Linked DNA regions of Homo sapiens: region 2 is linked to region 1. Evidence: read pairs that join two places in POLR2A ChIA-PET (ENCODE). Cell type or tissue: Panc1. All regions are shown on one strand. Each heading gives the region's core, and the rest is flanking DNA. Links, peaks and the distances in the headings are about the cores only.

Region 1 (5,365 bases), core at 211-5,210:
CTTGCTTTCTGTGTGATCTTTGGCACTGCTCTGTGTGGGTTCTCTCATCTGTGAAGTGGGGTTCCATTTTATTTTACAGTAGTCCCAGAGGGCTGTCATGAAAGCAAAACGCACTGGTGCGTGTGAAGCTCCTAGAGCAGCCCCGGCATGAGGCGCGTGCCAGGTGTGTCCACACTGTTTCTGTTTTTCCTTAGACCTATGACATGTTTCCAGACACCATTCACTCCCGGGGGCAGCACGGCCCAGCCGAGAGGACCCCCTCGGAGATCCAGTGTGAGTCTGCAGCAGGGGCTGTGTGTGTGCAGATTTTGGGGGGCCTGTGTGCACATGGATTTGGTGTGAGTAGAGGTCCATCCTGAGACTCCAGCTCCTTCACTCTTGTACTCTGGGCCCCCCAGTTCACCAGGTGAAATTTGGCGCCCCACGCAGGAAGGAAACTGACCCACTGAATGAGCCGGTGAGTGGGCAGGCCTTGAGGGGAAGGTGGTGCCCAGAGGTGGGGCAGGGAGGTCGGATGGAGGCCGAGCAGCTCAAATCAAGGGAGATTTGAAGCTGGGTGGCCTCGGGCCTTGGGCCTTAGACTGTCCAAGCAAGCCTGTCCTACCCAGGGACCTGGAGGGTTAGGGGCTCCTTCCTGGGCCAAGTTCTTTTAGGTGGGTGTCTGGAAGGTAGCACAGAGACCATGCCTTTCCCAAAAGGAGGCCGTCATGTGCCTGAGCCCTCACCCTACCCTGCTCAGCCTCGTTTTCCCACCTGTGTGTCCCCAGTGGTCTGACTTTCTGTCTCTGCCCTCATCGGCTCTGTCACTGGTCTCTCCTCACCCCCCAGCCTGTCTCTTCCTCCCTCGCTGTCTGTTGCCCTTTCTTTCACAGTCTTCAGCTCTGCCTCCCACTGTCTGTCTCTCTCATCTTCTGTGTGTTTCCATCTCACCTTTCCCGTCTGTCTGTCTGTCTGTCTTTCCTTTCCTGAATCTCTTGAGCGCCCTCTCACGTTGCATCTGTCTCTGCTTCTTCCCCGGTCTCTACCTTGGTTTCCCCCAGTGGGAGGAAGAGTGGACACTACTGGGAAAGGAAGAGTTGAGTGGGTAAGTGAGGTATGGGGAAGCTGCAGGGGGTGGCAGGGGCGGCAGAAAGGCTGACCTCTGACCGGGCGTGGTGGCTCATGCCTGTAATCCCAGCACTTTAGGAGGCTGAGGTGGGTGGATCACCTGAGGTCAGGAGTTCAAGACCAGCTTTGCCAACATGGTGAAACTCCACCTCTACTTAAAATACAAAAATTAGGCTGGGCGGGTGGCTCATGCCTGTAATCCCAGCACTTTGGGAGGCTAAGGTGGGTGGATCACCTGAGGTCAGGAGTTCGAAACCAGCTTTGCCAACATGGTGAAACCCCATCTCTACTTAAAATACAAAAATTAGGCTGGCTGTGGTGGCTTACGCCTGTAATCCCAGCACTTTGGGAGGCCGAGGTGGGCGGATCCCAAGGTCAGGAGTTTGAGACCAGCCTGGCCAACATGGTGAAAGCCCGTCTCTAGTAAAAATAGAAAAAATTAGCCGGTGTGGTGGCAGGCGCCTGTAATCCCAGCTACTCAGGAGGCTAAGACAGGAGAATCGCTTGAACCCGGGAGGCGGAGGTTGCGGTGAGCTGAGACTGCACCACTGCACTCCAGCCTGGGCAACAGAGCGAGACTCCATCTCAGATAAATAAATAAACAAACAAAAGTTAGCTGGGCATGGTGGCCCACGCCTGTAATCCCAGCTACTAGGGTGGCTGAGGTAGGAGAATCTGGGAGGCAGAGGTTGCAGTGAGCCGATATCTTGCCATTGCACGCCAGCCTGGGTGACAAGAATGAAACTCTGTCTTAAAAAAAAAAAAAAAAGCCCGGGTGTGGCTCATGCCTGTAATCTGAGCACTTTGGGAGGCCGAGGTGGGCGGATCACAAGGGCAGGAGATCGAAACCATCCTGGCTAACACGGTGAAACCCCCTCTGTACTAAAAATACAAAAAATTAGCCGGGTGCGGTGGCGGGCGCCTGTAGTCCCAGCTACTTGGGAGGCTGAGGCAGGAGAATGGCGTGAACTTGGGGGGCGGAGCTTGCAGTGAGCCGCGATTGCGCCACTGCACTCCGGCCTGGGTGACAGAGCGAGACTCCGTCTCAAAAAAAAAAAAAAAAAAAAGGAAAGGTTGACCTCTGACCCCTTTTCCCCACTGCCCAGGAGCCTGCTGCAGTCGGTCCAGGAGGCCCTGGAGGAAAGGTGAGGGATGTGGGCCTGGGGGAGGGGCAAGGGGCAGGTGGCCTTGGTGCCAGTCACACCTCATGCCTCACGCCTCATCTCCCTCCCACAGGAGTCTGACTATTCGGTCAGCCTCAGAATTCCAGGTGCCACACAGAGGGAGGCTGGAGCTGGGATCCAGGCCACTGCAGAGGGTACGATTGGAGTGGGATGTGGTTACAGGGCAACCTGGTAACGGCCGGGCTGGGCCCTGCCCCTCCTACCAGGAGCTGGACTCCCCAGACGATACCATGGGAACCATCAAGCGGGCCCCGTTCCTAGGGCCACTCCCCACTGACCCTCCAGCAGAGGAGCCTCTGTCCAGTCCCCCAGGTGAGTCTCAGGCTTGGGAGGCCAGGAGGCAGCCCCAGGGTGGGGGCTACAGCAGGAAATTACAGCACGCCTGTGCCTGCAGGAACCCTGCCCCCACCTCCTTCAGGCCCCAACAGCTCCCCACTGCTGCCCACGGCCTGGGCCACCATGAAGCAGCGGGAGGATCCTGAGGTAAGAGGGTGCTACAGTGGGGTGGGGAGACGGGCGGCTACAGCTGTCATATCAGCCCTGACTCCTTTCCTCCCTCCCAGAGGTCATCCTGCCACGGGCTCCCCCCAACTCCCAAGGTGCATGTAAGTGTTTGCCCCAAGCCCTGCAGTCCCACAGCCCTGCCACCCACCACCCCTGCACTCCCTCGCCAGCCTCTTGCCTCCTCTGCAGATGGGCGCCTGCTTCTCCAAGGTCTTCAATGGCTGCCCCCTGCGGATCCACGCTGCTGTCACCTGGATTCACCCTGTTACTCGGGGTAGGTGGGGGCAGGGAGGAAGCGGGAGCCCAAGGAATCCCTCAGCTTGGGCCAGGGGCCATGTCTGACCTCTGACCCCATGCCCAAACTGGCAGACCAGTTCCTGGTGGTAGGGGCCGAGGAAGGCATCTACACACTCAACCTGCATGAACTGCATGAGGATACGCTGGAGAAGGTGAGGCCCGGCTGGCTGTGGGGGGCAGAGGCCTTGTGGGGGCCTGGGGTGCTGACCATCTGTCCCTCTGTGGCCTCCAGCTGATTTCACATCGCTGCTCCTGGCTCTACTGCGTGAACAACGTGCTGCTGTCACTCTCAGGTACAAGGTGGGATGGGCAGGGAGGCAGGGTCCGCAGGGGCTCCAGCGCCTCAGCATCCTGCCCACCAACACCCCAGGCCTGGCCTCTTCCTGTTTCTGCAGGGAAATCCACGCACATCTGGGCCCATGACCTCCCAGGCCTGTTTGAGCAGCGGAGGCTACAGCAACAGGTTCCCCTCTCCATCCCCACCAACCGCCTCACCCAGCGCATCATCCCCAGGTCAGGGATCTTGGGCGTGCAGGGAGCGGGAGGCAGAGGGGCAGGGAGGGGCTGGAACATGGCCTTGCCAGTTCCTGGGATTGCAGCAATCTTAGACGTGTTGTCTCTCTGAGCGCCCGTTTCCTCCTCTGTCAATACAATTGATGGCCTTCCCACCCCCTCCCGCCGGCTTGTTGGGAGGCAAGAAGGAGACAGTGGATGTGAAAGTGCTTTCCAAGTTGTAGGAGCTGTGGTTGTTCGGATGTGGGGCTTGACAGTTAAGCAAACGTTTACTGAGCACTTATGCTATGTTGGCCCCTATGCTGGGCTTCGGGACATGGAGAATCCCATGAGTCCTCGCTTTCAAGAAATGGGGGAGATGGGCAAGTCCTTGCTTTCAAGGATTCCCATGAGTCCTTGCTTTCAAGGATTCCCATGAGTCCTTGCTTTCAAGAAACAGCGGGGCTGGGTGTGGTGGTTCATGCCTGTAATCCCAATCCTGTAATCCGAGGCAGAAGGATTGTGTGAGGCCATGTGTTTGAAATCAGCCTGAAAACACAGGGAGACCTTGTCTCTACAAAAAATCAAAAAAGTCTGGGCGGGGGGGCTCACGCCTGTAATCCCAGCACTTTGGGAGGCCAAGGCGGATGGATCACGAGGTCAGGAGATGGAGACTATCCTGGCTAACATAGTGAAACCCCGTCTGTACTAAAAATACAAAAAAAATTAGCCGGGCGTGGTGGCACATGCCTGTAGTCCCAGCTACTCGGGAGGCTGAGACAGGAGAATCGCTTGAACCTGAGAGGCAGAGGTTGCAGTGAGCCGGGATCACGCCACTGCACTCCAGCCTGGCCGACAGCAAGAGTCTGTCTCAAAAAAGAAAGAAAAAAAGCCCAAAAAATCAAAAAATGGGGCCAGGCGCAGTGGCTCAGGCCTATAATCCTAGCACTTTGAGAGGCCGAGGTGGGCGGATCATGAGGTCAGGAGTTTACGACCAGCCTGGCTAATATGGTGAAACCCCGTCTCTACTGAAAATACAAAAATTAGCTGGGTGTAGTGGTGCGCACCTGTAGTCCCAGCTACTCGGGAGGCTGAGGCAGAAGAATCACTTGAACCCTAGAGGCAGAGGTTGCAGTGAGTGGAGATTGCACCACTGCACTCCAGCCAGGGCGACAGAGTGAGACTGCATCTCAAAAAAAAAAAAAAAAAAAATCGAAAACTTAGCTGAGCATGGTGATGTAGGCATGGCGTTGTGTGTTGGTGGTCCCAGCCACTCAGGAGGCTGAGGTGGGAGGATTGCTTGAACCCAGGAGGTTGAGGTTGAAGTGAACTGTGATCGCGATCGTACCACTGCATTGAAGCCTGGGCAACAGAGCAAGACCTTGTCTCAAAAAAAAGAAAAAGGGAAATGTGGACAGTTAGCAGCCGGTACTGAGGTCCAGTTAGAGGGAGAGCTGGGAGGTGTGGAGAGGCCTCAGAGACCGGGCAAGCTTGGGAGGTTCGAAAGTGTGTCAGGGTTTCTAGGCAGGTGAGGTAGGGAATGGCACTCCAGGCAGGGGGAAGAGCAAGTATATGTTAGTATGTGTTGGGGCGGAGCAGCCTGGTGAGCTGGGGAGCTGTTAAGAGTTTGCCTGGGGGCCAGGCACAGTGGCTCACGCCTGTAATCCCGCACTTTGGGAGGCTTTGGCGAGTGGATCAACTGAGTCAGGAGTTCGAGACCAGCCTGGTCAACATGGCGAAACCCCGTCCCTAGTAAAAATACAAAAATTAGCCGGGCATGG
Region 2 (5,365 bases), core at 127-5,126, 170 kb before region 1:
CGACGGCCCGGGCCCTCGGGAAGTTGTCTTTGCGTTTCTGTTTATTTCTGAGGGAAGTTTCCGGGCCGGGCTCCACCCTCCGCCGCCGAAGTGCAGTCCCCCCTGCCCCCTGAGGTCCCTTTCTCAGCGCCGGGCTCTCGGGACACCCAGCAAGCTCGCCCAGGGTGCAGGCCGTGCCACTGCAGGGCTCCCACGGGGAGGCCGCGGGACCGGAGCGCGGGTCGCAGGCCGGGAGCGTGCGAGGTAGACCGGGGGGCTCCAGGCCTCTGTCCCCTCCTTCGGGCGAGTGACCGGCACACAGTACGGGGACCCTGCTGTCGTCCGCCGACTCCAGAGACTGCCCTTTCCCCACTCCACACCCAGCGCTTCACCCTCCTCCTCCTCCTCCTTCCCCGCCCCCCCGCAACTTCCTCCGTCCTTTTTTTTTTTTTTTTTTTTGAGGCGGGGTCTCGCTCTGTCGCCCAGGCTGGAGTTCAGTGGGGGCGATATTGACTCACTGCAACCTCCGCCTCCTGGGTTCAAGCGATTCTCCTGCCTCAGCCTCCTGAGTAGCTGGGATTACAGGCATGCGCCGCCACTCCTGGCTAATTTTTGTATTTTTGTAGAGATGGGGTTTCACCATGTTGGCCAGGCTGGTCTTGAACTCCTGACCTCAAGTGATCCACCCGCCTCTGCCTCCCAGAGTGCTGGGATTGCAGGTGCCCGCCACCATACCCGGCTAATTTTGGTGTTTTTAGTAGAGACGGTTTCACCATGTTGGCCAGACTGATCTCGAACTCCTGATTTCAGGATATCCACCCGCCTCGGCATCCCAAAGTGCTGGGATTACAGGTGTGAGCCGCTTTGCCCGGCCACACCCCACCTTCTTACCACAGACTTTCCCCAGGAACTAAAGTGCTCCTCTGGTCTATACCCACCCTCCAACCCCAGCCTAGCTGTTGCCATGAAAACAAGATTTTTTCCACTGAAACATTTCCTGTCACATCATGTCTTGATTTGAATGAGTTTCTGGCTTTCAAATGCCCGATTGCACCTTGCAAGTAAATATGAGTCATGGCACTGAGATCTCTGTGCCACTCCCCAGAGCCTTGATTGAATCTTGGCATCTGGGCAAGTGGGCAGAAAGATGCCAGCAGGTATACTTTGCCGAACATCCTTTTCTTTTTCTTTCTTCTTTTTTTCTTTTTTTTAAGACAGTGTGGGCCAGGCACGGTGGCTCATGCCTGTAATCCCAGCACTTTGGGAGGCTGAGGCAGGTGGATCACAAGGTCAGGAGATGGAGATTATCCTGGCCAACATGGTGAAACCTGGTCTCTACTAAAAATACAAAGATCAGCCGGGTGTGGTGGCAGGCTCCTGTAGTCCCAGCTACTTGGGAGGCTGAGGCAGGAGAATCGCTTGAACCCAGGAGGTGGAGGTTGCAGTGAGCCAAGATCGCACCATTGCACTCCAGCCTGGGCAACAGAACAAGACTCCGTCTCAAAAAAAAAAAAAAAAAAAAAAAGACGGAGTCTTGCTCTTGTCCCCCAGGCTGGAGTGCAATGGTGAGATTTGGGCTCACTGCAACCTCTGCCTGCTGGGTTCAAGCGATGCTCCTGCCTCAGCCTCTCAAGTAGCTGGGATTACAGGTGTCTGCCACCACACCTGGCTAATTTTGTATTTTTAGTAGAGATGGGGTTTCACCATGTTGGCCAAGCTGGTCTCGAACTCCTGACCTCAGGTGATCCACCCACTTTGGCCTCCCAAAGTGCTGGGATTACAGGCAAGTGTCACTGCGCCTGGCCCATCCTTCACTTTTTTGAACTCTAGTTCCTTCATGTATGTATCTGCAGGTAGGAAGCCAGTTTCCAGCAGTCTTATCTAGAATCTCTCTTTGGCTATCTCATTGGCATCTCAAACTTCAGCATCTCCAGATACAGACTCAACATCTTGCCTTCAAAAATTTACTTTCCAAGGCTCCTGTTTTCAGAAAATGGTGCTTTTACCTCTTCAGTTAGTTGCTCAAGCAACCAGGAGTCATCGCTCTCCCTCACCTTATCAAGTCACCAGGTCATTACTGAGGGAGGAGAATCGCTTGAACCCGGGAGGCAGAGGTTGCAGTGAGCCAAGATCGCACCACTGCACTCCAGCCTGGGCAACAGAGTAAGACTCCGTCTCAAAAAAAAAAAAGACAGAGTCTTGCCTGCCTCAGCTTCCTGAGTACCATCTTCCAAATCAGTTCACCTTTTGTCATCTTCACTTTTATCACTGTAGACCTGGCTACTGTCAGCTTCTGCCTTGAGCCGCAGGAGGCTCCTAGCTGGTCTCCTTTCATCTGTTCTTGTTCCGGGTTGTTTCCCACATTGCAGCCAGGAGGGATTTTTTTTTTTTTTTAAGTCACAGCCATCTGGTCATGTCGTTTTTTTTTTTTATTATACCCTTCAGTGCCTTCTGATTGCTCTGACAACAGATTCCACAATCTGTAACCTGGCTTATAAGGAAGGCCCTCATCCCTTCTCTATAATTTCTTCCTGGATGATCTCATCATCTATTCCAGTAGTTTCACATACCATCTAAACACTGGTGACTCAAATGTATATTTCCGTTCTGATTTCTGTCCCTTACACACTAGGAGACTGCCTCCTCGGTATATCCACTTGGATGTCTCATAGGCCTCTTAGACTTAAAACACAACTACTAATTTTCACTGCTCCCTCCCACCCCAAATCTCTTTCCCTAGAATTATTCCCCATCTCAGTAGAGTATGTACCATTGTCTACCTAATTGCAAAGGCAAAAAAATCTGAGAGCCATCCTTGATTCCCACATCTAGTCCGTTAGTTAGTCTAAAGTATATCTCAAATCTAACTATTTATTAATTTCTAAAATCCCAAGTCCAAATCAGCAGCATCTTTCTCCTGGACGACTACAGAAGCTTCTTAACTGGTCTCCCTATTTCTCCTCCTGTCCCCTTACAGTTCATCTTCCTTTCAGTCACCAGATATTTAGATATTTTGGACCAAGCTTGGTGGCTCATTCTTGTTTTTTTTTTTTTTGAGACAGAGTCTCGCTCTGTGGCCCAGGCTGGAGTGTAGTGGTGCGATCTCGGCTCACTGCGAGCTCCACCTCCTGGGTTCGTGCCATTCTCCCACCTCAGCCTCCTGAGTAGCTGGGACTACAGGCACCCGCCACCACGCCCAGCTAATTTTTTTTTATTTTTAGTAGAGATGGGGTTTCACCATTCACAGGATGGTCTCGATCTCCTGACCTCATGATCCGCCCGCCTCAGCCTCCCAAAGTGCTGGGATTACAGGCGTGAGCCACCATGCCTGGCCTGATGGCTCATGCTTGTAATCCCAGCATTTAGGGAAGCCGAGGTGGGCAGATCACTTGAGCTCCGGAGTTCGAGACCAGCATGGGCAACATAGTGAAACCCCATCTCTGCAAAAATTAGCTGGGTATAGTGGTGGGCACCTGTAGTCCCAGCTACTTGGGAGGCTGAGGTGGGAGGATTGCTTGAGCCTGGGAGGTTGAGGCTGCCCTGAGCTGTGATTGTGTCGCTATACTCCAGCCTGGGCGCCAGAGAGAAATCCTGTCTCTAAAATAAAATTAGAATAGATATTTAGATATTTATAAAGCATATATCAAATCAGTTATCTCCCCTTTATAAAATCCTTGGCATAAAATCTGGACTTTTTACAATGGCCTACAAGCCTTACACGATCTGGTCCCTGCCTAACACTCCATCTTCATCTCCCTCCTCTCTCTCTTCATTCTCAATGTTCTAGCCACATTGACCTTTCTGTCCATTAAACTCATCACAGACATCTGCACTTGCTGATTTTTCTGCTTGGAATGCTTTTCCCCGTGATCGTTGCTCCTTTCCATGAAGGCCTCAAGTCAGTTGTGATTTATTCTGAAAGGCCATCACTGGCCATACTAGCTAAAGCAGCCTTCTAGTCATCCTAAATAAAACCACATATTATTTTCTTGATGCTATTTAGAGTACCTCAATTTATATTTGTTTATTTATTTATATGTTGAATGTTGCTCTCCACACCTCCTGAAATGTAAGCCCTTAAAGACGAGGGATCATGTCTCTCTTGTTACTTACCATATTAGTGCCCAGAACAGTGCCTGATACACTGTAGGGTCTCAGATATGTGCTGACTGACTCACTTATCTGTATAGTCTCACCTTGTAGCATTGTCTTTCTTGCCCACTGTGTTCGGGTTACTGTACTTCTCTCTTTTGAAAGTGCCATGCTTTTTCTCAACTGAGTACTCTTGTACCTGCTATTTCCTCTACCCACCCCAGACCCACCATCCATTCTCCATTTGTGCCTCACTAGCTCATATTCTTCCTTTAGAAATTAGTCACTTACTTAGAATGGGCTTCCCTGACATGTTACGGGGAAACCAGCACTTTGTTTCTTTTTCCTTTTCTTTTCTTTTTCTTTTTCTTTTTTCTTTTTCTTTTTTGAGACAGAGTTTCGCTCTTGTTGCCCAAGCTGGAGTGCAATGGTATCATCTCGGCTCATTGCACCCTCTGCTTCCTGAGTTCAAGTGATTCTCCTGCCTCAGCCTCCAGAGTAGCTGGGATTACAGGCGCCACCACCACGCCCGGTTAATTTTTATATTCTAGTAGAGGCGGGCTTTCACCACGTTGGCCAGGTTCGTCTCGAACTCCTGACCTCAAGTGATCTGCCCGACTCAGCCTCCCAAAGTGCTGGGATTACAGGTATGAGCCACAGCACCTGGCCTTTTTCTTTTTTTTATATGATACAGACGAGGGCTCACTGTGTTGCCCGGGCTGGTCTCGAACTCCTGGGCTCAAGTAGTCCTGCCTCAGCCTCTGAAAGTGGGATTACAGGCATGAGCCACAACACCTGGCCAAGTATATCTTTCTATAAACCTAGCAAGTACATTTCTTTTTCTTTCTTTTTTTTTTTTTTTTTTGAGACAGTCATTCTGTCGCTCAGGCTGGAGTGCAATGGTGTGTTCTCAGCTCACTACAACCTCCATCTCCCGGGTTCAAGTGATTCTCCTGCCTCAGCCCCCTGAGTAGCTGGAATTACAGGCACCTGCCACCATGCCCAGCTAGTTTTTGTATTTTTAGTAGGGACTGGGTTTCACCATGTTGGTCAGGCTGGTCTCGAACTCCTGACCTCAAGTGATCCGCCTGCCTTGGCCTCCCAGAGTGCTGGGATTACAAGGCGTGAGCTACTGCACGCCTGGCCACGAGTACAATTCTTATCTCCTTAATATCTCACCAGAATTGGATTAAGGTTAGTAAAATTTGCCCTCTTTATATAAAAAGTCCTTTTCTTTTTTCTTTTCTTTTCTTTTTTTGAGATGGAGTCTCACTCTGTGTTGCCCAGGCCGGAT

What was found. ChIA-PET counts read pairs that join two places held together with the same protein. Peaks named below come from ENCODE experiments on the same cell type or tissue, not always from the same donor. Only the 100,000 strongest peaks of a DNase experiment are listed, where the experiment ranks them.
Region 2: POLR2A ChIA-PET joins it to region 1 with 10 read pairs; 5 of 35 experiments call an interaction of 5 or more read pairs at or near these places.

The regions. Positions count from the first base shown.
Region 1 is chr11:64,794,513-64,799,877 of GRCh38, reverse strand. MAP4K2 (mitogen-activated protein kinase kinase kinase kinase 2) reads left to right here. Exons shown (of 32, transcript NM_004579.5): 13 at 195-273; 14 at 399-457; 15 at 1,041-1,084; 16 at 2,214-2,252; 17 at 2,344-2,377; 18 at 2,498-2,603; 19 at 2,686-2,774; 20 at 2,855-2,896; 21 at 2,985-3,069; 22 at 3,165-3,244; 23 at 3,325-3,385; 24 at 3,488-3,605. Among named protein-coding and RNA genes, the nearest start is that of MAP4K2, 6.0 kb to the left of the region's middle. RefSeq lists silencers at 1-101, 1,754-1,954, 3,427-3,721. In Panc1, for the core only: no CTCF peak of the experiment used is centred there; no DNase peak of the experiment used is centred there.
Region 2 is chr11:64,966,501-64,971,865 of GRCh38, reverse strand. All of the region lies in intron 1 of MAJIN (membrane anchored junction protein), which reads left to right. Among named protein-coding and RNA genes, the nearest start is that of MAJIN, 2.9 kb to the left of the region's middle. In Panc1, for the core only: no CTCF peak of the experiment used is centred there; a DNase peak (open chromatin) is centred at 2,585; H3K4me3 peaks cover 211 bases; H3K27ac peaks cover 117 bases.